Linked DNA regions of Homo sapiens: regions 2, 3 and 4 are each linked to region 1. The links are chromatin contacts, found by Hi-C or POLR2A ChIA-PET in ENCODE. All regions are on one chromosome and are shown on one strand. The core of a region is the stretch at or near the end of the contact, and the rest is flanking DNA. Distances in the headings are between cores, read along the strand shown.

Region 1 (2,941 bases), core at 173-2,672:
ATGGGGATGTGAAAATGTTGTAATGGAAAAGCTGCATATAGAGAGAGAGTCTGTGAGACGGTAAGTTTTAAGTCATAGATAATCATGAGTCTTAGAGGTGGGAAGAACATCTAGAGAGAGCTTATTCAGAAAGACATTCTGGGCTATTTCAACAGTAAAGATGATGCTATCTCCATTTTTGGGGGGAGAGTCATGGCCTTTGGTAGTTTTGAGTGTATTTACCACTAGGTAGTAATATCTTGTTTTCAAACTGATTATTGCTGACTGAATCATGTCCCCTTAAAGATATGCTCAAGTCCTAATCCCCGGTACCTATGAATGTGAGTTTATTTGGACATACATCCTTTGTAGATCTAAAAAAGTTAAGATGAGGTTTTACTGGAACACTAGTTCAATGACTGGTACCTTTATAAGAAGAGAAAAATTTGAACACTGATACAGACACACAGGGAGAGTGCCGTGTGACAAATGAGACAGAAATTGGAGTGATATATCTACAAGCCAAGGAACACCAAGAATTGCAGGCAGCCTGCGGAAGCTGGAAAAGGCAAGGAAGGATTCTCCCTTGGCGCCTTCAGAGGGAGCCTGGCCCAGCCAACACCTTGATTTTGGATTTCTAGCCTCCAGAATTGTGAGAAAATACACTTCTGTTGTTTACTGCCACCCACTTTATGGTCATTTGTTACAGCAGCCCTAGAAAACCAATACACTGACCAAATGACCACATCTCTTTGTCCCCTCTCTTATTTTATTTATTAATTCACTTATGTTTTATAGAGATGGGGTCTCACTATGTTGCCAAAGCTGGTCTCAAACTCCTGGGCTCAAGAAATCCTCCCACCTTAGCCTCCCAAAGTGCTGGAATTACAGGCATGAGCCACTGTGCCCAGCCCCCTCTCTTATTGTAATCAGTAGATTAATCCTGGTTCTCAATAGCCTTGAGGTTTCTGATGGAAATTTTAATATAATTATTAACATATTCTTTGTTTTTGAGACGGAGTCTTGCACTGCTGCCCAGGCTGGAGTGCAGCGGCACGATCTCGGCTCACTGCAAGGTCTGCCTGTTGGGTTCACGCCATTCTCCTGCCTCAGCCTCCCCAGTAGCTGGGACTACAGGTGCCCGCCACCATGCCTGGCTGATTTTTTATATTTTTAGTAGAGACGGTGTTTCACTGTGTTAGCCAGGATGGTCTCTATCTCCTGACCTCGTGATCCACCTGCCCTGGCCTCCCAAAGTGCTGGGATTACAGACGTGAGCCACCACGCCCTGCCAACATATTCTATTTTTACATTAAAATAATATATATTTGGATTGGGGAAACCTTCTGATGACTGAGTTGGTAAGCTCCTAGGAAAGACAGAAACTCACTCTGTAGGCCCCATCCTGCACAGCTAGTAGATGCTGCAGGGAGAACTGGGCATCCCCCAATGATGTGATGCTTCAGTTTCAACATCTGTAAACGCTGCTGATATTTCCTTCCTGCTACTTCAGAATAAAAATACGTCTTTAAAGTATTTTGAGCTCTATGGAGCCTGCTGTAGAAATTTAGAGGTAGCATGATAATCATCCTTCATCTTCGTTTTTTTTTTTTTTTTGAGTCTTGCTCTGTCGCCCAGGAGGCTGCTTTTTTTTTTTTTTTTTTTTTTTGACTGACCTTCCCTTCTTCTGAACTTGTTATTCACATCTTGTCCTCAAGACATTTTCTCCTTGGTACCGAGCAATAATTTTTGTTCTGATGTCATTGGTGATTCCGCACCTATGGAAAGCTGTTATTTTCCATTCTATCAGGAACTCAGGTATTTATTTCAATCTGTTCGTAGCAGAGAAGAATATTTCTGTTGAATGTATTCCTGTTCTTGTCAGGTTGTAAAGATGAGTAGAATGGGATGCCTCCCTAGCGCTGTGAGTTGTTGTTGTTGTTTGTAATATGTGAAATTGATGTAAACCCTCCTGACTTCAAGTTTTCGAAACCTCCCACTACTGCAATGAGTCAGATAGAACCAGGAACTGACACTAAGCTGATGACCCGAAAAGGGATCCATTGCTGAATTACACCATCATTAGTGAGAAGCTCCTGATCTCCTACTTTCTAACTCCAAGAAAGGTTCTATTTGTCGGTTGAAAGAGAAACTCAGCCACAGGTGGTGGGGTACGTCTATAATTCCAGCACTTTCGGAGGCTGAGGCAGAAGGATCACTTGAGGCCCGGAGTTCAAGAGCAGCCTGGGCAACAGAGTGAGACCCTGTCTTTACAAAAATAGATAGGGATATTTTTGTATGCTTCCTTTCTGGCTCCAGTATAACCTTCTTCTAGAGCTTCTTTGTCCTCAAACCTTAAGGAAAATATGAATAGCTATTCGGTTTTGTTTTTCAGTGTGTACAACCTTTGGGCTCTTATTCTGTCTGCAAAATTTAGACGTTTTTGTTGCTCATTGCTCACCTTCTTAATTTTTTTTTGTTTTTGTTTTTGTTTTGTGAGATGGAGTCTTGCTCTGTCGCCCAGGCTGGAGTGCAATGGCGCAATCTTGGCTCACTGCAACCTCTGCCTCCTGGGCTCAAGTGATTCTCCTGCCTCGGCCTCTCAAGCAGCTGGGATTACAAGGTGCCTCCCACTCAGCTAATTTTTGTGTTTTTGGTAGAGATAGGGTTTCACCATGTTGGCCAGGCTGGTCTCGAACTCCTGTGATCCACCCACCTTGGCCTCCCAAAGTGCTGGGACTACAGGCGTGAGCCACTGCACCCAGCCACCTTCTTAATATTTTTAAGAGGAAGATACTTTCCCACATTAGGTGTTGATTATGATTGACATTTTTATGATTTAAAAAAACCCTGTTTATTCTTAGTGGGCTTACTCATTCAGAGAGTCTGAGTATTATTTTTAGCACACAGCAAACCTGTTATTTTAGATTAGACTAATAATGAAACTAAGTCAGTTTCTTGA
Region 2 (2,941 bases), core at 315-2,814, 240 kb before region 1:
TCTGGCCACTTGGCACCAAGGAGGAGCTGGGTGACAAGGGCTCGAGCCAGTGCCAGCACCATGACACCAAACGGCGCATTTGCAGGTCCCACCTGCCCGGTCTTATACAGAAGAGGCGGGCTCTGCAGAGGGAGCCTTTCTGGCTGTCCAGGCTTCGCCATGCCAGGCACATGCTGGAACGTGGGGTAGCCAGTGAGGCACAGCGGCCCTTGCACCTCAGAACTGGGATTCCCGATCTGGGACCCAAGACCTCTTCTGTCTCCCTCGACCTGCTTGCCTTAGCTGTTAGAATGAGCAGGGCTTACTCTGAGATGTTTGTTTTAAAAATAAAGGTAAAAATAAATTTTAAAAATAAATAAATAAATAGAATGAGCAGGGCTGGGACTCAGCCAACACCCTATTGATGATATATGACCTTAAACAGGCCACTCTGAGCCTCGGTGTCTTCATCTGTAAATGAGATCACACCTCAGTGATGTGGCTGCTGGAGGATTCAGTGGGAACTCATGGGCCACCCAGCACAGAGGCCTTGGCTTTGAGCAGGGGCCTGGCCTTGACCTCACACCCATTCACACCCAGCCCTGCCTGGAGCCACACTCCAGCCAGGCCTGGAGCCTGGGGAAGAATCTGCTTACTGGGGGACCCTGTGGAATTGGACAGAGAGAAAGAGGGGCCGGCTGGCAATGAGGGTGGGATGAGGAAGGGGCTCTCCCAGGATGGAAGAATGGGGGTACTCATGGCCGAGGATTTGCCGACCAGGCGGGTAGCCCTCAAGGGCAGAAGATGCAGGGGTGGGGCAGGAAATGCTCTGATCTCAGAACAGGGATGGGGAGGACCTCCCCGCAGGGCCCAGCTCTGTCTCTGGGGCTTTCACCACTCCAGAAACTCCACTGTCCGAGCCAGCCTCCAGGCAGACAGAAGCTGCCGTCTCTCCTGGGACAGGTAGGGTATCAGTGGGAGAAACTCCAGCCCCACAGCTCCGGCCCCCCTCACCATTTACACTGCCCTGCCCAGCAGCTTTGGCCCCTTCCCAGGCAGATGGGCTGGGCTGGGCAGGAGGAGTACCCACCTCTTACCTCCTCCACACCTTTCAGGCCTGTGCCCGTCCTGTCCACACCAGACAACCGTGGATTTGGTGAGGGGACCAAAAGAGCCTCCATCTAACTCATTTTCAGGAAAGGCTCAAAGCCAGCATCCCTGGGCCCCAGAGAGCTCCAGGCCACAACCCCTGTGGGAGGCAGTCCTTAAAGCTGTTAGGATCCACCTGCCATATCCAGAGACCGTGAAGAGGAGGGAGAGCTGGGGCCCTGGGAACAGACCCTTGAGCCACAGCATGGCAGGGCTCCTGGTACCACTTTGCCCAGCAGTTTGCCAAGCCAAACATTGCCCAGGCCTGGGCCAGTTGTCATGGGGCCTTGGCTTGGCTATCTTGGGGGAGAGAGCAGGAAAAGCCCATTCAGCAGGCCATGGGGTGAGATCTAGAGTTTGCACTCTAGGGGCATCAACTACTGGCAGGTAAACCACAAGGCGCAGAAGGCTTGGGTCAGCACCTCTCATGCTTCAGGAGTTCTGACTCATTTGGAATCTTGATAAACTAGAATCTGATTCAGTGGGTGTGGGGTAGGGCACAGCCCGTGCTTCTGAGTGCTCCTGGGCGAAGCCACTGGTCCTCAGACAACACTTTGAGCAGAGAGGCCTTAGAAAGCCCCAAACCTGGCTGGGCACCATTTCTCACACCTAATCCCAGCACTTTGGGAGACTTAGGTGGGTGGATCACCTGAGGTCAGGAGTTTGGGACAAGCCTGGCCAACATAGTGGAATCCCAACTCTACTAAAACTATAAAAATTAGCTGGGTGTGGTGACATGCACCTGTAATCCCAGCTACTTGGGAAGCTGAGGCAGGAGAATCCCTTGAACCCTGGAGGTGGAGATTGCAGTGAGCTGAGATTGTGCCACTGCATTCCAGCCTGGGTGACAGAGTGAGACTCTGTCCCAAAAAAAAAAAAAGAAAGAAAGAAAGCCCCAAACCGGAATGGCAGGCTGGGTCTATAGTCAAACCAGGTCCTGTATTCTATGGTACAGAAGTTTTATTAATACTCACCAACATTTGCCCTGCCCTTGAGGGGAACTGATACCAGTAGTTTTCAAAGTCTGACACCCTCACCACTACAGGCTGCAGCAGCAGCCCTGTGAACTTCTGAGAGATCCAGGTTCCTGCTCCCCGTGCCAAGCCTATTGAGTTAGGAGTCTGGGTGGGACCTATGAACAGGACCCCCAGGTGACTGGGGTGCACACTCCAGTTTGAGGCCCACTGGTTTACAAAGCGCTTTCATCTCATTGAGGACGCTTAGGGCAAAGCAGCCACTGATCTTCCTGCCGATGGCTTTTCAGAGTCACAGAGGGCTGAAGAGAGTGAGGCTCTTACCTGCAAATGGAAGCAGGTGGGTACAATTGGCTACCACTGTTCTTAAACAAAAGGAAAGAGGATACGACATAGAATCCTACTGTCATATTTTTAATGAAAAGATAAACCAAAAAAAGGAAAAAAGTTACCTACAGGGAGAGGGAAGCCACCAGGGGAGGAGAGTGAGAGACAGATATAAAAGCCAGTCTGCTCAGAAATGTGCCTTGTCTTGTAGATTTGACTTTGCAAGCACACGTCAAATAAAACACAAATCCAGACTCAGTGGGGAGAGAACTATTTGAAAGATTTTTGCAAGGGAGGAAAGGGGCTACTGCAACAGGGGCTGGGATGGAGAGCACTGCAAAACGCAGAAGGCTTGACCATGCCATCTGCAAGGGTCTTGAGGGTTAGGCGAAAAGATGATCTCTTTTGTAGAAAGAACAAGGCTAGAAAGAGCCAGGTGTGGAAAGTGGGATGAAAGGGTGATGTGATTAGATAAATAGATCAGAAAATGTCACCCTGAGGCAGCCTCTGCT
Region 3 (2,941 bases), core at 156-2,655, 210 kb before region 1:
TACAAAAATTAGCTGGGCGTGGTGGCATGTGCCTGTAGTCCCAGCTACTCAGGAGGCTGAGGCAGGAGAATCGCTTGAAGCTGGGAGGCAGAGGTTGCAGTGAGCCAAGATCACACCATTGCACTTCAACCTGGGTGACAGTGAGACTCTATCTCAAAAAACAAAAACAAACAAACAAAAAAACACTGCATCCCAGGCTGGGTGCAGCAGCTCATGCCTCTAATCCCAGCCCTTTGGGAGGCCGAGGCGGCAGATCACTTGAGGTCAGGAGTTACTTGGGAGGCTGAGGCAGGAGAATCACTTGAACTTGGGAGGCAGAGGTTGCAGTGAGCCGAGATCGGGCCATTGCACTCTAGTCTGGGCGACAGAGTGAGACTCTGTCTCAAAAAAAACAAAAAACAACAACAAAAAAAACTCTGCACCCCAGATGCTAGAAATATTCCATAGCCGAATGCGGTGGTAGTTATGAGTGTGTAGACAAATGGAGACATCCATAGAGCTCTCCACTTAAGATTTGTGTACTTTACTCTTTACTGAAATTAGGTACGTCTTAGTTTTTTTAAAAAAAATTCCTTCCACCAAAAAAAAAAAAAAAAAAAAAAAGAAGAAGAAAAAATGCATCCCAGTGAGCTGGGGAGGAAAGAGTGAAATTGTAGCTGCTTATCTGGGAAGCTTCAGAAATAAAACATTTTGGAACGACCACCCCGAGGTAGAAGACGAGGATTTGGAAATACACTTTTAAAATAAAGTGATGGGAGGCTGGGTGCAGTGCTTCACACCTGTAATCCCATCACTTTGGGAGGCTGAGTCGGGTGGATCACCTGAGGTCAGGAGTTTGAGACCAGCCTAGCCAACAAGATGAAACCCCATCTGTACTAAAAATACAAAAATTAGCCAGGCATGGTGGCATGCGCCTATAATCCCAGCTACTTGGGAGGCTGAGGCATGAGAACCCAGGAGATGGAGGTCGCAGTGAGCCAAGATCATGCCACTGCACTCCAGCCTGGGTGACAGAGCAAGACTCTGTCTCAAAAATAAAAATAAAATAAAGTGGTGGGAAAGAGAGACGTTTAGTATCTCAGCCACACTAAACCTTTAAGCCTCTGTGCACACAGCCAGTCATTTCTTGATCTCTTTGTTAATATAACTTTAGTATCAGGCAGTTTGTTGTACAAAGTCCTGCAGTTCTTCAAGTAATAAACTCACATCAAAACACTGTTTCCGAGCATTAAAAAAATATATAGCATTGATTTAAAAAATGAATGAACTGAACAAAGGTCTCCCACTAATGACCCTCGTGGGATATTTGAGAGGGTTTTGGAGCCAGCAGAGGCCAAACTAGAGAGTGGGGCGGGGTGGGGGCGGGGACGGTAGTCAAAAACGTCAGCGCAAGCCCAGGAAGTACCTCGAAACCTCATCTTCCTGCCCGAAGATGAACTGCCTGAACTGTGCGGGGCAGAAAGGATGGGAGCAGCTGCCCCACCTTCCTGCCCAGTCCCAGCCTCTGGGGAGAGGGTCTCCCCAGGGCACCCTTCTGGGAGAGACAAGGAGAAAAGTTGGTGGGAGGGGACGGTCTGACCAGGATGGGTGCCCAGGGCCTTGGAGGGTCCTCCCGTGCTGCAGGGACCCGCAAGAACCCCGGGAGCTGCCTCCCTCCACAGCTCACCAGCTCCCCCGTGAGCTCAAGCCAGGAATTTCAGGCAGGCTCTCGGGGGTCCCCAGACTTCCTTCTACTCCAAGGAGCCTGGGGAGCCCGGGACCTCCCAGAAAAGCATGTGGGCAGCTCTGCCCTAGGAGACCATGGTTCTTGTCAAGAAAAAGTCACCGAAGTCCAAGAGGCTCCTCCAAAGAATGTCTACTGAATTCCCTTCCCCTTCCTTCGGACACAAAATGTCTGGAGAGGCAACAACCTGGTTCCAGGTTGGAAATGGAGCCATATTACGCTGCTGGGGCACCCACCACTCAGATCTCCCTCTCACTTCTCTGGCTTCCCCCTGCATGTCCCCTTCTGGGCCCAAATCCTCTCCTGAGAGCCCCCCCACCCCTGGTTTCGAGCCTGCAATCATTTGAATGACATTCAGGTCCAGCTGGCTGCCCGTCGATCACGACTCGAACGCGGGGTAACATCGTGTGCATGTGTGTGCGGGGGACTGGGGGGACAGTGAAAGAGTCCCAGGCAAGGATCCAGGAGTCAGACCCGGCCGGGATCTGCTACCCTTCCCTGCGCACCTTAGGCAGACCACACGACCTATCCCTGGTTTGGTGGCCTCATAATAATCACCAAGGTTTATTAAGCCGCTGTGCGCAAGGCACTGTGCTGCGCACATTGCATGTATTATCTCATTGGATTTTATATAGTGCTAGCGTCTGAATGTTTGTGCCGCCCCCGACCCCCGCCCCAAATTCACATGTTGAAACCGAGTCCCCAGTGTGATGATATCAAGAGGCAGGGCCGGCTGGGGCACAGTGGCTCACACCTGTAATCCCAGCACTTTGGGAGGCCAAGGCGGGCGGATCACTTGAGGTCAGGAGTTCGAGACCACCCTGGCCAACATGGCAAAACCTCCTCTCTACCAAAAATACAAAAATTAGCCAGGCGTGGTGGCGCATGCCTGTAATCCCAGCTACTCAGGAGGCTGAGGCAGGAGAATCGCTTGAACCCAGGAGGCAGAGGTTGCAGTGAGCCCATATCATGCCACTGCACTCCAGCTTGGGTGACAGAGCGAGACTCCATCTCAAAAAAAAAAAGAGGCAGGGCCTTTCGCGGGTGATTAGGTCATGAAGGCTCTGGGTCGGCACCTGAATGAATGGGAATCAGTGCTCAGAGACCCTAGGGAACTTGCTTGCCCTTTCCAGCTGAGCATGTGCCCAGCATGTGAGGACATAAAAGGCACCATGGATGAGAAACAGGCTCTCACCAAACACCTCATCTGTCAGTGTC
Region 4 (2,941 bases), core at 200-2,699, 130 kb before region 1:
AAGTGATCCACCTGCCTCGGCCTCCGTAAGTGCTGGGATTTCAGGCGTGAGCCACCGGCGCCCCGCCAGGCCAATTAATTTTATTTCAGACTACCTTCACCCACAACTGCAGAGTCTCAGAATCTACCTTTTCACAAGCACCCCACCAATTCTGATCAAGTTCTACTCAAATAGAACACGAGGTAATGTTCTGGTTTCAAGAGGGAGACTAAATAAAATACATGTTTACTTTCATTTCCTCTTATCATATTAATGTATTTAACATTTACTGAACACCTACCACATGCCAAGAACTGTTACAAGTACTAGAATTTGTGTAGTTAACAAACCAAGTCCCTGCCTTCGGGGAGCTTCAACCAAGGAATGAAGTTATCCATTTTTAAAAAATAAAATATATCCCTGGGTATAAGAAATGTGGATTTTAAAGGACATCCTAATCCCTGTCATTTTACTGAAAATGCTCAAAGGCAACTATTGTAAAACAGGACCATTTGCCCAACATTCTAATACACAAGTAGAACCCATATTGCTAAATAAAAACATACCTTAAAGGAAATTGAAAACAAACTATCAGGGCCATCTATCAGCAAACATGTTGGTAATATTTCATTTTCAATAGGCTGGTAAGTCTCCTGGTAAGTCTTCTAGTCTTGATAAAGTGTACACAGTCTTAAACCAGGAACATATTACATATCAACACCCCACCCGATTATCCATTCATGGCTTACTACACCTGCCCAGAATTGTCTAGTCTCAGGTTAATGTGCTCCTGAATCAAGGACTTATCCCTCCTTCATCATCCTTCGTCACTTTTTCCCCAATCTGAACCCTTATTAAACAAAGTATGAGTTATGCCATCTGCTAAAATATAACCTAGCCAGAGAAAATTAAAAATGTTTTTCAAGTTTAGTCCTCTTCAAAAAGTAGCAAGCTAAGATGATTAAATGTGTAGTCTCATTTTTTAAAAAGCTGTTAAGACTTACACATTAGCTTTATTTTTGTGAGCAAAAGCAATCGTACAAACCCAATATGGAACAACTCAATTCTTAACTTGTAACCAGTAAAGTGAACTGAATGTGAAAACCTGAAATTTATACAATAATTCTCAGAACATGCACAGTTGCATATGGCTACGTATTTCATGCTTTATTTTGTCTAGATGGTTTCAGACTTCTCTTTGCTGGTATACCAAAACGTAAGGAAGAAAGATAAAGGACCAGGAAAAAAAATTACACTTGGGCAAGTTATGGTATCTGCTGATTTTATACAGCAAAATCTGGTTTACCTTAACAATGCTGTAATTCTATAGCACCATGACAACCAGGCTTTTTGCAAAACTCTTGTCAGTTCCCAAGAAGGAAGGAAAGTGAAAAGAGGAGACCCACGGGCAAGCTAAGCCTCGCTGGAAGATCAACAACTGGACAGCTCACTCCTGAGATTCCTTTCCAGCATACAGTCGCCCTGGCTTTCCTCAAACGCTATCCAAAAGCACTTCAGTTTGATTCATGTTTGCAAACTTTCCAAGCTGACTCCAAGACGTTATTAGATGTGGATCACTCCCAGAGGAACATCTCAGAGAAACAATGGTTAGTGAATTCTTTAAAGTGCAATAAATTGGAACAGACAAAATTCGGCATATGTATTTTGAGTTGGAAAGTTAAGGAAATAATTTATTGAACATACTTCTTTTGTCCGCTGTTACTCTGATATTCTTGTTTAAAAACCAAGCCATCAAAGTTATGTAGATCATGTCTCTCTCTTCCCCCAAACAAAAGCTTAATTCTTTTTTTTTTTTTTTTTTTGAGACAGAGTCTCGCTCTGTTGCCCAGGCTGGAATGCAGTGGCATGATCTCAGCTCACTGCAAGCTCCGCCTCCCGGTTCAAGGGATTCTCCTGCTTCAGCCTCCCGAGTAGCTGGGACTACAGGCGCCTGCCACCACGCCTGGCTAATTTTTTGTATTTTTAGTAGAGATGGGGTTTTACCGTGTTAGGCAGGATGGTCTCGATCTCCTGACCTTGTGATCCGCCCGCCTTGGCCTCTCAAAGTGCTGGGATTACAGGCGTGAGCCACCACGCCCGGCCACAAAAGCTTAATTCTATTAAAAAGTCAATTGCTATCAGTGCCTTTTATCCCCCTTAAAATAAAAACAACAAATTATATAGATTTCATCTACCCCTATTTCCCAGATATAAATTAAATTTCTTCCACATTTAGGCAATTCCAAAACTAAAAGTCATCTTTGCCCATAAAAGAAATATTTGCACAAAGTAGCTTATGAATTATAGTACCTGGCCTTTCTACACTATCTTTCAAAATAAAATCAGTAAGTAGAAAATAGGAGCCCAGGTTTCATACTAATATTGCATTTAAATTTTTTTTTATTGTATTTTAGAGACAGAGATTCACACTCTGTCAGCCAGGCTGGAGTGGCACAATCATGGCTCACTGTAGCTTCAAACTCTTGGGCTCAAGTGATTCTCCCATCTCAACCTCCCAAAGTGCTGGGGTCACGGGCGTGAGTCACACCATGCCCAGCTGGAACAATAAAATGTTTAAGTTGGCTGGGCAAGGTGGCTCACGCCTGTAATCCCCGCACTATGGGAGGCCGAGGCGGGTGGATCACCTGAGGTCAGGAGTTTAAGACCAGCCTGGCCAAGATGGTGAAACCCCGTTTCTACTAAAAATACCAAAAATTAGCCAGGCGTAGTGGCGGGTGCCTGTAATCCCAGCTACTCAGGAGGCTGAGACAGAAGAATCGCTTGAACCCGGGAGGCGGAGGTTGCAGTGAGCTGAGATTGTGCCATTGCACTCCAGCCTGGGGAACAAGAGCGAAACTCTGTCTCAAAAAAAAAAAAAAAAGTTTAAGTTATATTCACATAATTTCCTTGTTTGAAAATGGAATTGATGGCAATCTAATTTACAGCAACCTATTTAAACATA

The links. Hi-C counts contacts between places; a loop is a spot of excess contacts on that map. ChIA-PET counts read pairs that join two places held with the same protein, here RNA polymerase II (POLR2A). Pooled maps may share reads with other maps.
Region 2: a loop to region 1 is called in a pooled map, with 3 times the contacts of the local background. The contact joins two enhancer-like sites. A Hi-C loop is called at or near these places in 5 of 37 single-sample maps with no recorded cell type and 3 of 50 pooled maps. POLR2A ChIA-PET finds 5 or more read pairs at or near these places in 1 of 52 experiments (Panc1).
Region 3: a loop to region 1 is called in a pooled map, with 2.8 times the contacts of the local background. The contact joins two enhancer-like sites. A Hi-C loop is called at or near these places in 6 of 37 single-sample maps with no recorded cell type and 4 of 50 pooled maps. POLR2A ChIA-PET finds 5 or more read pairs at or near these places in 2 of 52 experiments (GM10248 and Panc1).
Region 4: a loop to region 1 is called in a pooled map, with 2.0 times the contacts of the local background. The contact joins two enhancer-like sites. A Hi-C loop is called at or near these places in 1 of 50 pooled maps. POLR2A ChIA-PET finds 5 or more read pairs at or near these places in 3 of 52 experiments (activated CD8-positive, alpha-beta memory T cell and activated T-cell).

The regions. Positions count from the first base shown.
Region 1 is chr10:119,702,674-119,705,614 of GRCh38, forward strand. No RefSeq gene overlaps it. Among named protein-coding and RNA genes, the nearest start is that of INPP5F, 22 kb to the right of the region's middle. RefSeq lists enhancers at 1,265-1,314, 1,325-1,374, 2,005-2,284. Within about 2 kb of position 1,423, at least 6 of the 41 ENCODE cell types and tissues checked have a DNase peak (open chromatin) inside an H3K27ac peak, as active enhancers do.
Region 2 is chr10:119,460,012-119,462,952 of GRCh38, forward strand. No RefSeq gene overlaps it. Among named protein-coding and RNA genes, the nearest start is that of RGS10, 81 kb to the right of the region's middle. RefSeq lists an enhancer at 2,201-2,450. Within about 2 kb of position 1,565, at least 2 of the 41 ENCODE cell types and tissues checked have a DNase peak (open chromatin) inside an H3K27ac peak, as active enhancers do.
Region 3 is chr10:119,488,251-119,491,191 of GRCh38, forward strand. No RefSeq gene overlaps it. Among named protein-coding and RNA genes, the nearest start is that of RGS10, 53 kb to the right of the region's middle. Within about 2 kb of position 1,406, at least 10 of the 41 ENCODE cell types and tissues checked have a DNase peak (open chromatin) inside an H3K27ac peak, as active enhancers do.
Region 4 is chr10:119,567,967-119,570,907 of GRCh38, forward strand. No RefSeq gene overlaps it. Among named protein-coding and RNA genes, the nearest start is that of RGS10, 27 kb to the left of the region's middle. Within about 2 kb of position 1,450, at least 2 of the 41 ENCODE cell types and tissues checked have a DNase peak (open chromatin) inside an H3K27ac peak, as active enhancers do.